Linked DNA regions of Mus musculus: region 2 is linked to region 1. The links are chromatin loops, found by intact Hi-C in ENCODE. Cell type or tissue: left cerebral cortex. All regions are shown on one strand. Links, peaks and the distances in the headings refer to the core of each region. The heading gives the core; the rest is flanking DNA.

Region 1 (7,668 bases), core at 2,563-5,062:
TATATGCAAATACATATACATCATATACATATACATATCCTGTCTGCTAACAAGAAATTTCTTGAAGTAGAATGATTAAATCAACTGTGGGAACATAAGAAAGGCATTAGCATGTCAAATGCTTACTCTGAATGGTTTTACTGGTTTATACTCCTCAACAGAAATGAGGATTCTAGCTTCTAATAACAATTATCACAATTTGAACAGCAGGACATTTGATATGAGACTAATTTTCAACATTTTACAATCATTATTTCATTTAATCCTCTCTAAGATCCTGGGAGATGGTTACTTACATGATCTTCATTTTCAACTGAGAAAAACAATCTTATAGAAATTAAATGTTATACCAACCTCCCTTGGCAGAAAGAAAACAATAAATGAGACCATTTGGCCAACCAAGTACCCTGTAGAGATATATCAGTAGGGGTGGGTCTTTGAGGGATATAACCTAACCATGCTTCCTGTCTAGTTCTGATTGCTGACTTACCATGTCTGAGGGACTTCTGCCTCACACAACTAACAATGATAGTAGACAGAAAAGGAGTTAGATATGAGGAGAACTGTTTCTGCAACTTAGTAGCTGGGCTTTCTGATGGTCAGAATGTTCTTTTGTTGTTAAACATGCTTTAAACTGCAGTTAGGGTGTCCCCACCAAAATAGAAGGTAAGTTATCAGGGCATCTTCCCAGCCATGCACATGATAAAGGGTCTTCATCCCTAACAGACACGACCTCATTATATCACTTGTACTATAATCTGGATAACCCCCTCTCCACCTTTTGTGGACGTTTCTAGAAGATCATGGGAGCAATACCCAAAAAGAGAAGACTTTAGGAAGGGATCACAGCACCCCATGAATATGCCACAGACCTCATAAATGTTCATTAAATCATCTTTAAAATCTACAACATAGAACCCACATGGCCGATGCCCTCTTGGGGACTCCTACTGCAGCCTTCCTTTGTAATATATGCTTTACTTGGTTTTGTTGAATAAACTTCTGCTCAAACAATGTCTTTGGCCTGAATTCTTGCCTTCAAAAAGATGAAAACCAAGAGATTACCAAAAACCAGGACAGAACTGTTTAGCTACCACCATTCCCTGTCATGTGGACTGAACACCATGAACTCATGATCCAAAAACAAAACAAAACAACCCTTTCTCCCTTAAGTTGTCTCTGTCTGGTGTTTTGCCATAATGATCAGAAAAAGTAACAAGTACTCTAACCAGTTTGTGGTGGGAAAAGAAAAAGAGAGAGAGAGGAAGAAGAAGGAGGAGGGGGGTGGGAGGGAGGGAAGGGAAGGGAAGGGAAGGGAAGGGAAGGGAAGGGAAGGGAAGGGAAGGGAAGGGAAGGGGAGGGGAGGGGAGGGGAGGGGAGGGGAGGGGAGGGGAAGGGAGGGGAGGGAAAGGGGAGTGAAAGGGGGAGGGCAAGGGAGAAGGGAGGAGAAGAGGAGGGAAGGGAAAAAATGAGCAACAAACATTTTCTCAGATTAACCATGACAAAATCAAGAAGTGAAAAATGTCAGCAAAATCTTGCTGGCATATGCAATAGTGTCTGGGTTTGGTAGCTGTTTATGGGATGGATCTCCAGGTGTGGCAGTCTCTGGATAGTCCTTCCTTCCATCTCAGTTCCGAACTTTGTCTCTGTAACTCCTTCCATGGGTATTTTGTTCTGCATTCTAAGAAGGAATGAAGTATCCATACTTTGGTCTTCCTTCTTCTTGAGTTTCATATATTTTTCAAATTGTATCGTGGGTATTCTAAGTTTCTGGGCTAATATCCACTTATCAGTGACTGCATACCATGTGTGTTCTTTTGTGATTGGGTTACCTCACTCAGGATGATATCCTCCAGATCCATCCATTTGCCTAAGAATTTCATAAACTCATTGTTTTTAATAGCTGAGTAGTACTCCATTGTGTAAATGTACCACATTTTCTGTATCCATTCCTCTGTTGAGGGACATCTGGGTTCTTTCCAGCTTCTGGCTATTATAAATAAGGCTGCTATGAACATAGTGGAGTATGTGTCCTTATTACAAGTTGGAACATCTTCTGGGTATATGCCCAGGAGAGATATTGCGGGATCCTCCGGTAGTACTATGTCCAATTTTCTGAGGAACCACCAGACTGATTTCCAGAGTGGTTGTACAAGCTTGCAATCCCACCAGCAAGGGAGGAGTGTTCCTCTTTCTCCACATCCTCTCCAGAATCTGCTGTCACCTGAATTTTTTATCATAGCCATTCTGACTGGTTTGAGGTGGAATCTCGGGGTTGTTTTGATTTGCATTTCCCTGATGATTAAGGATGTTGAACATTTTTCCAGGTGCTTCTCACCCATTCGGTATTCCTCAGTTGAGAATTCTTTGTTTAGCTCTGTATCTCATTTTTAATAGGGTTATTTGATTTTCTGGAGTCCAGCTTCTTGAGTTCTTTGTATATATTGGATATTAGTCCCCTATTGGATTTAGAATTGGTAAAGATCCTTTCCCAAACTGTTGGTGGCCTTTTTGTCTTATTGATATAGCTGTCTCTTGTGAGGTTATGCCAGTGCCTGAAGTGGATGCCCACAGTCATCTATTGGATGGAACACAGGGCCCCCAATGAAAGAGCTAGAAAAAGGACCCAAGGAGCTAAAGGAGTCTGCAATCCTTCAGGAGGAACAACAATATGAACTAACCAGTAACCCCCCAGAGCTTGTGTCCCTAGTTGAATATGTAGCAGAGGATGGCCTAGTAGGCCATCAATGGAAGAAGAGGCCCTTGTTCTTGCGAAGATTATATGCCCCAGTACAGGGGAATGCCAGGGCCAGGAAGAGGGGTGGGTTTCAGAACAGGGTGGGGGAGAGGGTATAGGGGACTTTCGGGATAGCATTTGAAATGTAAATGAAGAAAATATCTAATTAAAAAATACATAATAAAAAAAAAGAAGTGAAAAATGGTGTGTCCCGAAGAACAGAGAGTTGAGCAAGGATTTCCCAGTTTGTGAGCAATGACAGAACACACAGCAGGAAAGCAGTTTGTTTTTGTGCTGGGGATCAGCCAGTAACCTTGCTTCAGGGTGTGAGGTGGATAATTCCATGATGTGAAGCTTAATTTAGGATAAAACAGGCCACATACCCACACAGACAGGCAGAGCAGGCTCCAAGCAGCTGGTTCTCAGAGTTGCACACGGTGCTGCGGCTGCAAGATTCATCCCGCTTAGTGGAGATCACATCAGCAAAGACTCTGCTGAGCAGAAGCCTGCAGAGTAACAAAGAGCTGATTTGAAGTTCAAAATTTAGAAATAAATTATAAGGAAAATTCATCAGCTCCCCCCCCCCCCCCCCGCAGGCCGCTCTGCTTTTTGTTTGTTTTGGTTAAGTGACAGAGAAAGAGAACCTGCTTCAGCCACTGAGACCCAAATGTTTGACACCCTCCTCCCCACCCCACCCCACTCCACACACACACAAACACTCCAAAGGATGCATGTGGCAAGCCACGCTGATCTTTAAACAACACCTCTGTGTTGTTGACTTCCAGTCCCACTCAGCTTATCAGCAGTCACAGTCTGCAGAGACTGCTGTGGGAAAGCCAAGAGGAAAGGAGTGAAACTGTTCAGATAGCAATTTTAGGCTTTGATGAGCCCCCTGGTGGCAGTTTTACCTGATTATAAGGTGCCACTCACCAGAACCAGGTGACAGATTAAACACTAATGTGGGGTCCTTCATGGGTCTCTAATGGAATCGTGTCACCATGAGTTTTAGTTTAGATTACTCTATATCCACTATTAAATCATAGAAAATTTTTGTGTGGCTGCTTTAATCAAATTCCAAAGGGAATGCCAGTGAAGGCACATTATAAGTAAAGGAATGTGTAGTTCAATTCTTTTAAAGGCTTTATAACTAAAAGAAAGGCATAGCCAGTTAGGATGCTCTTGAAGAAGCTGGAGAAAATAGTTTATAGGAGAATGTACCAAAGAATTTGGCTGACGGAATGTCAAGAGTTGTTTCTATCCTTGGCCCTGCAGGGAAGGAACCATGACTTCCCAAAAATTCATCCTAGCCTGAGCACCTGGTACTTCTGCTTTTCTCCCAGGACCTGGGAGCTCTGAGGTTTACCAGAGACTCAAGGGTGGACCAGTGAATGCCCTGCTCAGCCCTGGCTCTGCAGTTGACCTAAATAAATCCAGAAAACTCCTTCACTTCCCCTAAGGGGATAAAGGCAGGCCTTTCCAGACAGGCTCTGGATGCTGTAGCCCAGAAATACAATGATTTCTTGAGGACCATGAGCCGAGGCAGATGAGGATAACCAGGATCTTTTTCCAGAAACCAGATACTGGGTGTAATTAGGATTCAAAAAAAAGAGATGAATATAATACAGTGATTCAAAAGCCAACCCATTTAAGTCTCTCTGAAGAAATTAATACTGTTCCCACATTAATATCCGTTTTATCCTGCAAATAATTTGTCAGGGAAACATGATTCTTAAGAGCATAATAAATTCATGTTATCAGTTGCTCATATGAGCCACAGCTATTTCTTATTTTAAAACAAATCATTTTTCCCACCAGAAGGCAGAATTTGGTATAGGTTTTGATAAATTGTTCAATAATTGCTTAGAAATTATAAATATATCTGAATTTAATTATGGAAATCTTTATCCAAAATTATATCAAGTATGAATACTGTGACTAAATTCTAATTACTGAGAGAAGATAATTACATGCAAAACAAATAGAGCTAATCAAAATCATTAGCAGAACTTGTTAATCAATCACTTAAATCCCATTTTGCCATCCAGAAAGTGTGAGCGTATACGGAGCAAGGGAGAAGGGCATTAATTAAAGGGACACCTCTGAGAATTCCAGAGAGTGATAAAGGGGTGACAATTTCCATGGTGGAATATTTGCCAAAGAGAAATTAGCGATGAACTCTGTTGCTTGCATGCTAATTTCCAAAACGCCATAAACAAAGCAGTCATTTCCTGATGTTTCTCTAAGATGCTCCCAGCAGAGTTGACCTATTTATAGCTCCAATTGCCAACATACCAACCAAGTGGCTGAGACAGAGAAATCGGATCTAAAATGCTTTTGCACTATTTCCTTTCCTTGGAGGAAATGGATTTGAGTATTAAAAGTCAGCTCTTCAGTAGTTCCTTATTGATCCCTTCCCAGGAAACTTGAGATACATGCACACACACACTGTGTGGGCACAGGAAGAAACTACAGCTCGAGGTGCACACACTTGCTTTCCCGCACTGGAACTTAGCCCTATTTAGGCTGTTTTTTACAAGTGAAATGTTGTGAGGAAAGTAAACAAGACAAAAGTGCACATTTCAAGAGTAAAGAGCTAACACTGAAGCACACAGTAGTTGGGTCATGGTAAATGGGAGAAATAGGAACAAGCAAAGAAAGCTGAGAGAAAATTCAGCTGTAGCACTGGAATTTTGTCAGGGAGAAAAGAACCAGGGGACGATCTCCCCAGGGGAAATAATTAACCCCTGGGAAAGACGCTAGAATTAGAAACCCAGGAAGTTCACCAAGGAAGGCCATTTCCTAGATATGAAGATGACTTTAAATGTGTCTTACAATTGTACCGCTTGGGAGGCTGGGTCAGGAGAATTGTGATATCAAGTCTGTCTCAAAACAAAACAAAACAAGCAACCAAAGACCCCTGAATATACTGGGGTGAGATAATGGTAAGATTAGAAGACATCAAGGAGATGGAGAGTTAGCTGTCTCACCAGGACTGAGTGGGGCTGGTCTTCCTGCACTTTCAGAACTGTAACTCTCCCCTGCCCTGCTAGAGCAAGAAGCGTCCCCTGCAGGTATCAACAGAAGCCAAGGAGCCAACCCCACTGCACCTGGCAGTCCAATCCAGCAAGCTCACCCTGTCTGCCAGTACAATGGCAAAATCTGCCAGCTAAAATGGAAGAAGTGTTCACTGAGCATCCTGACACTGTCTGAACAACCAGACTTCAGTCAGAAATGCTGCCTAGTTTCCCAAAGATCGGGGAGATCTCAAACTGAAGGCCAAATACAATCAATAGAAACCAGCACATGAGACAAATGTTGGAATTGCTGGCACATATTTAAAGGTATGTACCACCACACCTGGCTACTGGCACATATTTGAAACAGCCAAAATACAAGTGTCTCAAAGGACTGATTTTAAAAAATGTAAATACAATTAAAAATGTAGAAAGCTTGAGCAAGAAAAACAAAGATTTATTTAAAAAAAAACCCCACTAGTCAAATGAAAAGTCTAGATATGAAAAACACAAGTGAAATAGAAAGCCTAAGCTGGGGCTCGCTCATCAGCAAGGGAAGGGACACACAGTCAGCAAGCAGGGAGACAGCACTGAAGACACTAGAACTAGAAGGAACCTGACATCAGCATTCCAGAGGAAGACAGGAAGTGGGGCTCAAAGAGTGAGTGTGGGAAGAATTTGGTAGGAGATAGAAAGTTCAGATCTGAGAAGCTGAGTAGACCAGAACATAACATAATTATCCGCAAAGTTCTGAAAATTAGTCTTGAAAATATCCCAGAAAGAGAGAGAGGGGGGTGGGGGTGGGGGTAACGATTCAGACCATAGCAGAGTCTCCTATAGCAGATACCACAGAAGCTTGAAGGAAGTAGTAACTTTTTTTTTCAATAGCTTAAAGAGACAAATTGGTGATTTATAATCTTAGATCCTCAGGAAAACAGGAAATCAATACCTGAGATGAGAGAGAAGAGAGAGAGAGGAAAGAGAGGAGAGGGACAGAGAGTGAGAGAGAGGAAAGAGAGGAGAGGGACAGAGAGTGAGAGAGAGAGAGACAGAAAGAAGAAAGAGGGAGAGAGACAGAGACTGTGACAGAGACAGAGAGAGACTAGGAAAATATCTCTTACCAACTTGATGAGAACATGAGTACTAAGTACTTGCAGCCCAAGTAGTAATTGCCCCTCAATAAGGCTCAGAGCTCGTCAGAGAAGAGGGGGCAGAAATATTGTGAGACCCAAGTGGATGGATGTATAGCCAAACAGTATTTGCTGGCCATGAATGAAAGCATATCACACAAACTCACTGTAGCAGGGACTGCATGCACAAGACCTGCACAAGATAAACCCAGCCAAAACCCAAAGATGGATGGGAGAAGGCTTGTGGTTGGTGGAGGGCTCATGAAGTCCCACCAGATGCTGAGGGGCAACTGATACTGCTGATACTGATACTGCTGCAGAAAGAGCCTGTTTGCTTCAGGGATGTAGATCCCTGATAGCTTATTCATGCTCAGGTGGATGGTCCCACATCTGTGTGCAATACAGGCATCAGTAAATGGACTCAGTGGATACTGGGATAGATGGATGAAAGGACGGATGGGTGGGTGAGAGGGAAGAAAGGAGGGAGGGAGTGAAAGAGAAAGGAAAGGAGGGAGAGAGACTGAGGGGGAAGAGGAGAAAGTGACTGGAGGTAGTGGAGAGACTTAGGAGGTGAATTTGACCCAAACACATTAAATATGTGTATAAATTAAATATTTAAAGAACTCCACTAGAGTTTCCAACCTGACTCACTCTTCACAAGATCACCCACCTTAGGAGCCTATGGTTAGCTAGGCAATCAGATAAAATAATACCAGTTAAAGTATTGATCCCTTACTCTGGCTTTGTCTATGATTCTCCCAGACACCTTAGTCCATCAAAAAAAGAC
Region 2 (7,668 bases), core at 2,175-4,674, 150 kb before region 1:
GGCTATTAGTGAAGCCTAGCTACAGTTGAAGATCCCAGAGTATTGGAGATGCCAGTGCCATTCAGTGATCAAGAACAACAGGAGCAGTGGAGTGGAGCCACCCAGAGTATAGAATGCTACAGAGAGCAGAGCTAGAGATGTGACCCATGTCCTTTGGAGAAGCCCAGAAGATCATGTGTGGATCCCAAACATTGAAACAAGAAGCCAAAATGTTGAAGTTGCCTTGGAGACTCCAAGGTGTTTGAGATGCCAGAGCCATGGAATATCTGCTGAGGATAGCTCCTAACAGGAAGTGAAACCATCCCAGAAGGAAGAAGTTTGTTTCAGTCAACGAAGATGATGAAAAGGGAGTGGACATCTGAAGACCGTTTAGACATCTGCCATGGAGATGCAGAGTTTGGAGTTTGCCCAGCTGGTTTCCTGACTTGCTTTGGTGATTACAGTTAAGTGATTGGATGAATCTCAAAAGAGACTTTGAACTTTAAACTTTTAACATTGTTGAGCCTACTATAGACTATGGTGACTTTGGAAGTTGGACTAAATGTATTTTGCATTATGCTATGTTTAGGTATGGCCCCCATAGGCTCATGTTTGAAAAAGCGTATGAAAGCCAGGGAATGGAATGTGGTGGTTTGAGTATGTCTAGCCCAGGGAGTGGCACTATTTGGAGGTATAGCCTTGTTGGAGTAGGTATGCCAATGTGAGTTTGGGCTTTAACCCTCTTCTTGGCTTTTTAGAGGTCAGAGTTCTCCTGGCAGCCTTAGGATGAAGATGTAGAACTCTCAACTCCTCCTGCACCATGCCTGCCTGAACACTGCAATGCTCTGCCTTATTGATCCTGGACTGAACCTCTGAACCTGTAAGTCAACCCCAATTAAATGTTGTCCTTATAAGAGCTGCCTTGGTCATGATGTCTGTTCACAGCAGTAAAACTCTATCTAAGACTCCCTCCTTGCATGCATGTACTAAATATCTTCAAATGTTTAGGGCCCTAAGTTCTTTCCCCCTTCTGTCCTCTCCAGTTTCCCCTTCCCCTTCTGACTCATTCCTCCCCTTTTTTGTCTCCCCAGATAGTATCCTTCCTATAGGATACTTTTAGCTATGAAGAATCCATCCATGAAGGTACTAATCTGCAGTACTTATTGATGGCAAAATATGTACTTGGCATGCTATTTTTGAGTATCAAAGATAACTGATAGTGCCCCAGCCTTCAAGGAAGACACAATCCGGCTGACACTGGGCCACACTGCCAGTGAGCAGGGTTGTCAGTCAATAGAGTTAAAATGTAGTACAGCCGCATACTATAAAACATCTATTTCTCCTCATGTTTTCCCTTATCAGCTATAAGGTGGATTGTGCATCAACCGTTTCTGTTGTCCAGCATTCCGTGCAATGCTGAGGAAAAGATCGGCTACATTATGTGTTTTGTGTGAGTGAATTGGTAAAAGAGATTGGGTGACTTACGGATGAATTAAAAAAAAAATTTACTGGGAACAGCTTTTTACTATTTTTTTCCCTGAAAGCATCGTCCTCAATATCAAATCTAAGTGGGATTTTGTTTTCCCACTTAGTCATATTCTCAGAGAAGATACCCTCTTGAAAGCACTTGATTATATTTAAGGTAATATTCCCTGAGATGAGACCAGCAAACTCACTTGCGTCTCTGTGTACGCCCTCTGCAGGCCTCTGACCAGGTGGGACTCAGCTCCTTAACTTTTTTTTTTTTTTTAAACCATTTATAAGTTTGGTCTGTTAAAGAATTAAAACATCTTTGGGAGAATACAGCTAGAGAAACGAATGTCAAAGGGATTTGATCCCGCCAGACAGCAAGTGAGCAAAATCCCAAGGGTCTCTTTTGAGCAAACCAGGTGTCATCCAGATCTTCAGCAGCTGGGAACAAGAAGGCTGAGAAGCCCTCGCAAGAGAGCAGAGGGTCAAAAGCAAAGCCCAGATCCGCTCCTGTCCATCACCCCACATGAGTCACTCGGTCACCCTCAGTAGCTGCCCTGTTTCAGAATCTAGCAACTGAGACCCCAGAAACACTCATCACCAACTGTGGCGACCGAAGCGTCACACCCTGTTCCTCCTTCCATTTATGTTGCCTCTGTGCAGCACCTCAGATGGCCCAAACCACACAGTGTTCTGACTCCGAGAATCCCCTCTCTCCAGCACGTTGTCTTGGGACCAGTCTCTCTCTCTCTCTCTCTCTCTCTCTCTCTCTCTCTCTCTCTCTCTCTCTCTCTCTCTCTCTCTCTCTCTCTTTCTCTCCCCCCCCCGTCCCTCCCTCCCTCCCTCCCTCCTCCCTCCCCCCATCCAGCTATCACAGATTGCACGCTCTTCAGTGCAAACCAAGGGGACTCTCAGTATGGGGCTTTCTAACCTCTGTTAATCCCCCTGCCTCCACATTCCAGGAGTGCATGCCAAGCATAGGTGTGACTCCATTCTCCCTCCCTTTCCTGAAACCCTTTCCCTTCTGAGATCTCCAGGGTCAGGCTCTTTTCTGACTCATCAGCCCACCCACATGGGGGTCTCCAACCTTTGCACCCCAGCATCCAAATGGCATCCTTTCTGGTACTTGCCTCCTCTGGAGAGGATTGCTTTCCCGCTCAGAGACTCCTTGATAAGTCTCCCTTCGGGTTTCTGGGAGCCAGAGGGAGGAGATGTGTTACCCACTCGCTCAAGGGGAGCGGCAGGGGAAGCGACGCAAACTTCTGCTGCACTTACTTCGGGCCGAGGCTGCCGCCCCCGCTCCTCTCCGCTAGCTCTCCCACTGGCAGCTGCTTCTGGGCGACCCGAAGGAAGCCTCCACCATGCTCGCATTCCCCAGGCCAGCTACGACTGCGAAATGCGCAAGAAGGGAAAAATGAGTCTTTCGGTGGCAAGAGTGCCCTGTGTCCGGGTCCAGCACGGAGATCTTATTGCAAGCTTGAGCCTCCGCTACCTTTAGCAGCCCTGGGATGCTGTGCTGGGGCACTGCGCCCCGTGTGCCTCGCTCTTCGACTGGGCTGTTTCTGTCCGACTTGCAGTTTTAGTGCATGCCAGGACTGCAGCACCCTCTCCGTCCTCCTGGGGAGACGACTTTCAAGTCACCTGGAGGTTGGCGAGGCTCCTCCGCGGGCGCGCATCGTGACAGGGAGGAGCGCGGGAGCGGTGGCTGCCCGAGTGCGCCTCCAGCATCCTTAGCAAGGAGCGCACAGCCCTCTCCCGTCGCTCTCCTCCGGACTGCAGTCCTGACGTCACCTGCCCTCCCTCCCGCCCCACGGAGGAGCGGCGGCAGCAGAGGGTGGGGTGCGGTGAGCGAGGATGCTGGAGTGTGAGTGTGTGAGTGTGCACGCGAGCGTGTGCCCCGCAGGGCTGAGGACTGGGAGGAAACGCAGCTGGATCCGAAATCTAAGCTTTCGCAAAGCGGTGCTGAAGGGCTACAGTGAACAGCTGGGGGCGCTCGTTTCCCAGTTGGGGCTGAGTTTGGAGGAGACCAAGAGAGAGACAGATCGAGGTAGCAGTGAGGGTGGTGGGAGAGGTCCGAGTTGCAAAGGATGCATTAGAAGTTTGTAGGATGCACAGGACTCCTTCTTAAAAGCTGCGCAGGAGGCAAAGGGGGTTAACCACCATGGGACAGCGCAGCTTACTCTCCAGTAACAGTCTGGGTAGAGTTGGGAGCTCTCAGCCTTGGCTCTGGCTGCTAGTTCCCTACCGGGAGCGAGCTTTTGAGCCTCTAGTTGTTACAGAGTGATCACTGCAGCTGTTGGTCCCCACCTAACTTACTTCTTTTTATGAGCCTGGGGGAATTATGGCCAGAAACTGGGAGAAGGTGCCCTGAGCAAAAGTGGTCAAGGGCGAGGAGTGTGAGGGTCATCCTCTAGGTCCTAGGTCAAAGTCTGCCCGACTAGCGTGAGGATTCTGAGCAAGATTCCCTTGCTGTTTGTTGTCAAGGGTGAAACTAACTTCTTGTCTCTGCAGCCTTGCAAGACTTTCCTCCTTGTCCGAAATTGCCTTTGTGTTGGGATGGAGAAAGGTTATTCCTGGAGCACTTGTCCCCTTAGTATACTTTTTTTTTTTTTCCTGCACTCTACACTCCTCCCAGATCCCATGGCCAGCTAGGAGCTGACTGCAGGCTGAGGGAGGACTCCCTGGTAGGAGCGAAGTGTGCAATGCGCTGCTGCGCTCCAGTCCAGGCCGGATCTGCTGCCAGTATCTTGGCGTCCAGCTCAGGAGCGCTGCAGTGACTGCTCCCGCAGCCAGCAATTTTGTCCTGGTGAGAGGCAGTGAAATTTAACTGCAAGCATCTTCCTTCCTGTATCGAGACACCATTTAATCGCCGATGTGCTCATACTCATTAAAATCTTTTCAACGGAGACTAGGAAGAAGGAATTGAAAGAGATAAAATTATTCTCAGTTTCAAGATGTTATATATATATATATATATATATATATATATATATATATATATATATATATATATATATATATCCAACTTTCTAAAGTTTTGGAAGTGAGTTCAGTAAAGAAGCCCCAATCCCAGTTCTCCAATGGACTAAACAGAAGCAAGAGTAGGAACCATGCTACTGTGTTAGGTTTACTAATTTTTAAAACTCACACATTTAAACATTGGAAATCTAGCTAATCAGGTAAAATGATGGATATCCTCAATAACCACAGGCTGGGTCCACAAACAAATAGCATAATTAAAGCGTAAAGATACAACATTCTCCTAATGAGAGCAGGGAATAGCAGAGAGGGACATAGGGCCATCAGCCGCCATGTTCTTCTGGAACTGACCTATTTTTTAAGGTGTTATTTTGAAAGCACGGTGACACCATGAAAGTCTTACATAACCAGATCCCAGCTATGTGAGTTTCGAAAGCATAATTTCTCCGTAGGAGTCACCGTTCCCTGAAAATGCCAATTCAGATTAATAGTGTGGAAATAAGCAAGCCATTGACAAATTAGTGATTTGAAAACAAAATTGAAAAGTGACAGCTGTGAACCTTCCAAGCTGGGCCATGATTTTGTTTGCATGTGTTTAATGCAGGAAGTTAGTGATGCCCTGTCAGCTACTGTGACAGTATGGCTGACATGTCCTCAGCAAATTTTGTCCATTTGACATGACAGACACAAGCAGCTCCTTCCTTTATTTTGCATTGCATCTTGTGCACACCTGGAGGTCAGCCATGTGTATATGTTGATGTGATTGGTTGTTTGCATGTCTGTCTTCCTTCCAAGCTTATAAGCCATTCCCCAGTGGGCATTGGTTTGCTTTTCTTGGGATTCAGCATAGGGTCTAGTAAAGCTTCCCTGGATTGTTTTTAAAGAGTATAATATGACTACAATGAAGAATCTGGCTTTCAAATAGGAAGATGATTGGAACAAAGCCAAGAACCAGAAAGGACCCCAAGCACAGATCCTCAATCAGTGATCCCCAACCCCAGACACAGCAAGAGGACTGACAAGAACTGGAGAGGCCTTCAATAAATAGTGCTGGCAGAACAGAACTGGATACACAACCAAAAGAAGGAAGTCTGACCCTTAACACCACACAAAGTTGGATGAGAGTGGACAAAAGACTTAAGATGAGGCCTGAAGCCCAAAGAAGGGGACAGGACATGGATTCCTTGACAGTGTCTATGACCAGTGATATGTGGCCATCAACTTTTTTTCAATATTATATTGAAAGCTTGAGTTTCAAGAGCAAAGATCAATAAATGGAACAATATCAAACTGAAAAGCTTCTGGACCATGCATAATGGATATGGGTTACCATCCAATCTATGAAGTGTCTTTATAACTCAGTAGCAGATAAACAAATGACCCAATTAAAAAAATTAACAAAGGATCTAAACACACATTTCTCCAAAGAAAACATGAGCTTTTTGTTTGTTTGTTTGTTTTTAAGGCTAGAAAGTGAACTGGAGAGATACTTTACAGTTAAAAATGCTTTCTAGTCTTCCCGAGAACCTGAGTTGGGTTACTAGCACCCACACTGGGCTGCTCACAACCACATGTAAGTCTAGCTGCAAGGGATCCAGCACCATCTTCTGTTACCCATAGGTACCTGCACACATGAGCTATATATACATCACCACCAGCACTCTTCCTACCCCACATAAATAAAAATTAACAGTAAGTCTAAAAATCAAGTCCAGAGAGTATGGGTCAAGATGCTCAACATCATTGAATATCAAATGTAATCTAAATTAATATTACTATAAGATATCACCTTATATTTGTTAAGACAAATGACAATAACTATGAATAAGGGTGTAAGAAAAAGGAGAACCTTGTACCATATTGGTAGGAATATAATTAGATGCAGTCATTATGAAAAATATTTTTACAGTTAATAACAGTAGAAATACCATATGCCCCTCAATCCATATCCCAGGTATATAGCTGAAAAAGATGAACTCAATCTCTCATAACAATGCCTGTGTCTCCTCCATGCTCATTGCAGGATTATTAATAATATGCATGGTTTAGGAATAACCTAAAAGAAATGATAGCACAAAAACGATATAATTCAGCCTTAAAAGGGAAATCCTGTTATTTTCTACACCATGGCTGGACTGTCTAAAATGCATGACAAACATTTTTTATTATGTAGAGTGTAGCACACCCATCAGCAGGGTATAGCTATTGCTGATAAGCAAGGAGAAAAGGTCAACTCTTCTTACCCTGAACTTCTCCCCAACCATTGTGAGAGGAGCCACAGTCCAAATCTATCAGGTCAGAGTCCAGTGTTCTGTGACTGTGCTCCCAGCACAGACTATGTTATCCAAGTAGTTCAAGTACCAAGCACATTATAGGAACCGGATAGAGAACAAACTCTCTACCCCAGAACAAACACGGCAATCTGCAACTATACTAACAAAGACATAAGAACCCTTAGGGAGTCAGAACCAGAGGATCCTGGGTAGGAAGTACAGCTTTAACATACTGCTTTTTCATATGATGCACCACAGTATATGATTAATATTAGCTATTAATATTCCTAAACCAAAATGGCAAACATATGCTGGCAAAATTATGGAGAAACTTGGCTCTATCATTCTAGAAGCTATCTCCTAGGAAGAATAAGCTCCCATGGTCTTTGAAGCAACTTCTCACCTTCTATACCAATTAGAAAGAGCGTGTGCATGAAAGGACAAAGGCAAAGCTAGTCCTGGTAATACATGCCTAGAATCCCAGCATTCGGGAGCTAGAGGTGGGAGGGCCGAAGAGTCATGATCAATTTGAACTCTGTAACAAAACCCTTTTGGAAAAATAAACTAAACAAAATGTCCCCCAAGCCAAACACCATTTTTTTTGTTATTGAATCTTTTTATTAGATATTTTCTTCATTTACATTTCAAATGCTATCCTAAAAGTCCCCTATACTGTCCCCCTACCCTGTTCCCCAAGCCCACCCTACTCCCCAATCCACTCCTGCTTCCTGGCCCTGGCATTCCCCTGTACTGGGGCCTATAATCTTCACAAGACCAAGGACCTCTCCTCCCATTGATGAGCTACTTGGCCATCTTCTGCTACATATACAGCTAGAGACATGAGCTCTGGCGGGGGGGGGGGGGAGGCGTACTGGTTAGTTCATATTGTTGTTCCTCCTATAGGGTTACAAACACCATTATTTAAAGGAAGAAAAAACAGAATATTTTTCACATACTACTTAGCTTC

The links. A loop is a pair of places that touch in the nucleus more often than their neighbours do. Peaks named below come from ENCODE experiments on the same cell type or tissue, not always from the same donor. Only the 100,000 strongest peaks of a DNase experiment are listed, where the experiment ranks them.
Region 2: it touches region 1 in a loop (2.4-fold over the local background); 5 of 42 quality-filtered maps call a loop at or near these places.

What each region holds. Positions count from the first base shown.
Region 1 is chr2:19,755,258-19,762,925 of GRCm38, reverse strand. No RefSeq gene overlaps it. Among named protein-coding and RNA genes, the nearest start is that of Gm24670, 68 kb to the right of the region's middle. In left cerebral cortex, for the core only: a CTCF peak has its summit at 3,637 (motif pointing left); DNase peaks (open chromatin) are centred at 3,093 and 3,596.
Region 2 is chr2:19,905,336-19,913,003 of GRCm38, reverse strand. It overlaps a transcript of Etl4 not described here. Among named protein-coding and RNA genes, the nearest start is that of Gm24670, 220 kb to the right of the region's middle. In left cerebral cortex, for the core only: a CTCF peak has its summit at 3,412 (motif pointing right); DNase peaks (open chromatin) are centred at 2,760, 3,292 and 4,136; H3K4me3 peaks cover 1,853 bases; H3K27ac peaks cover 1,702 bases.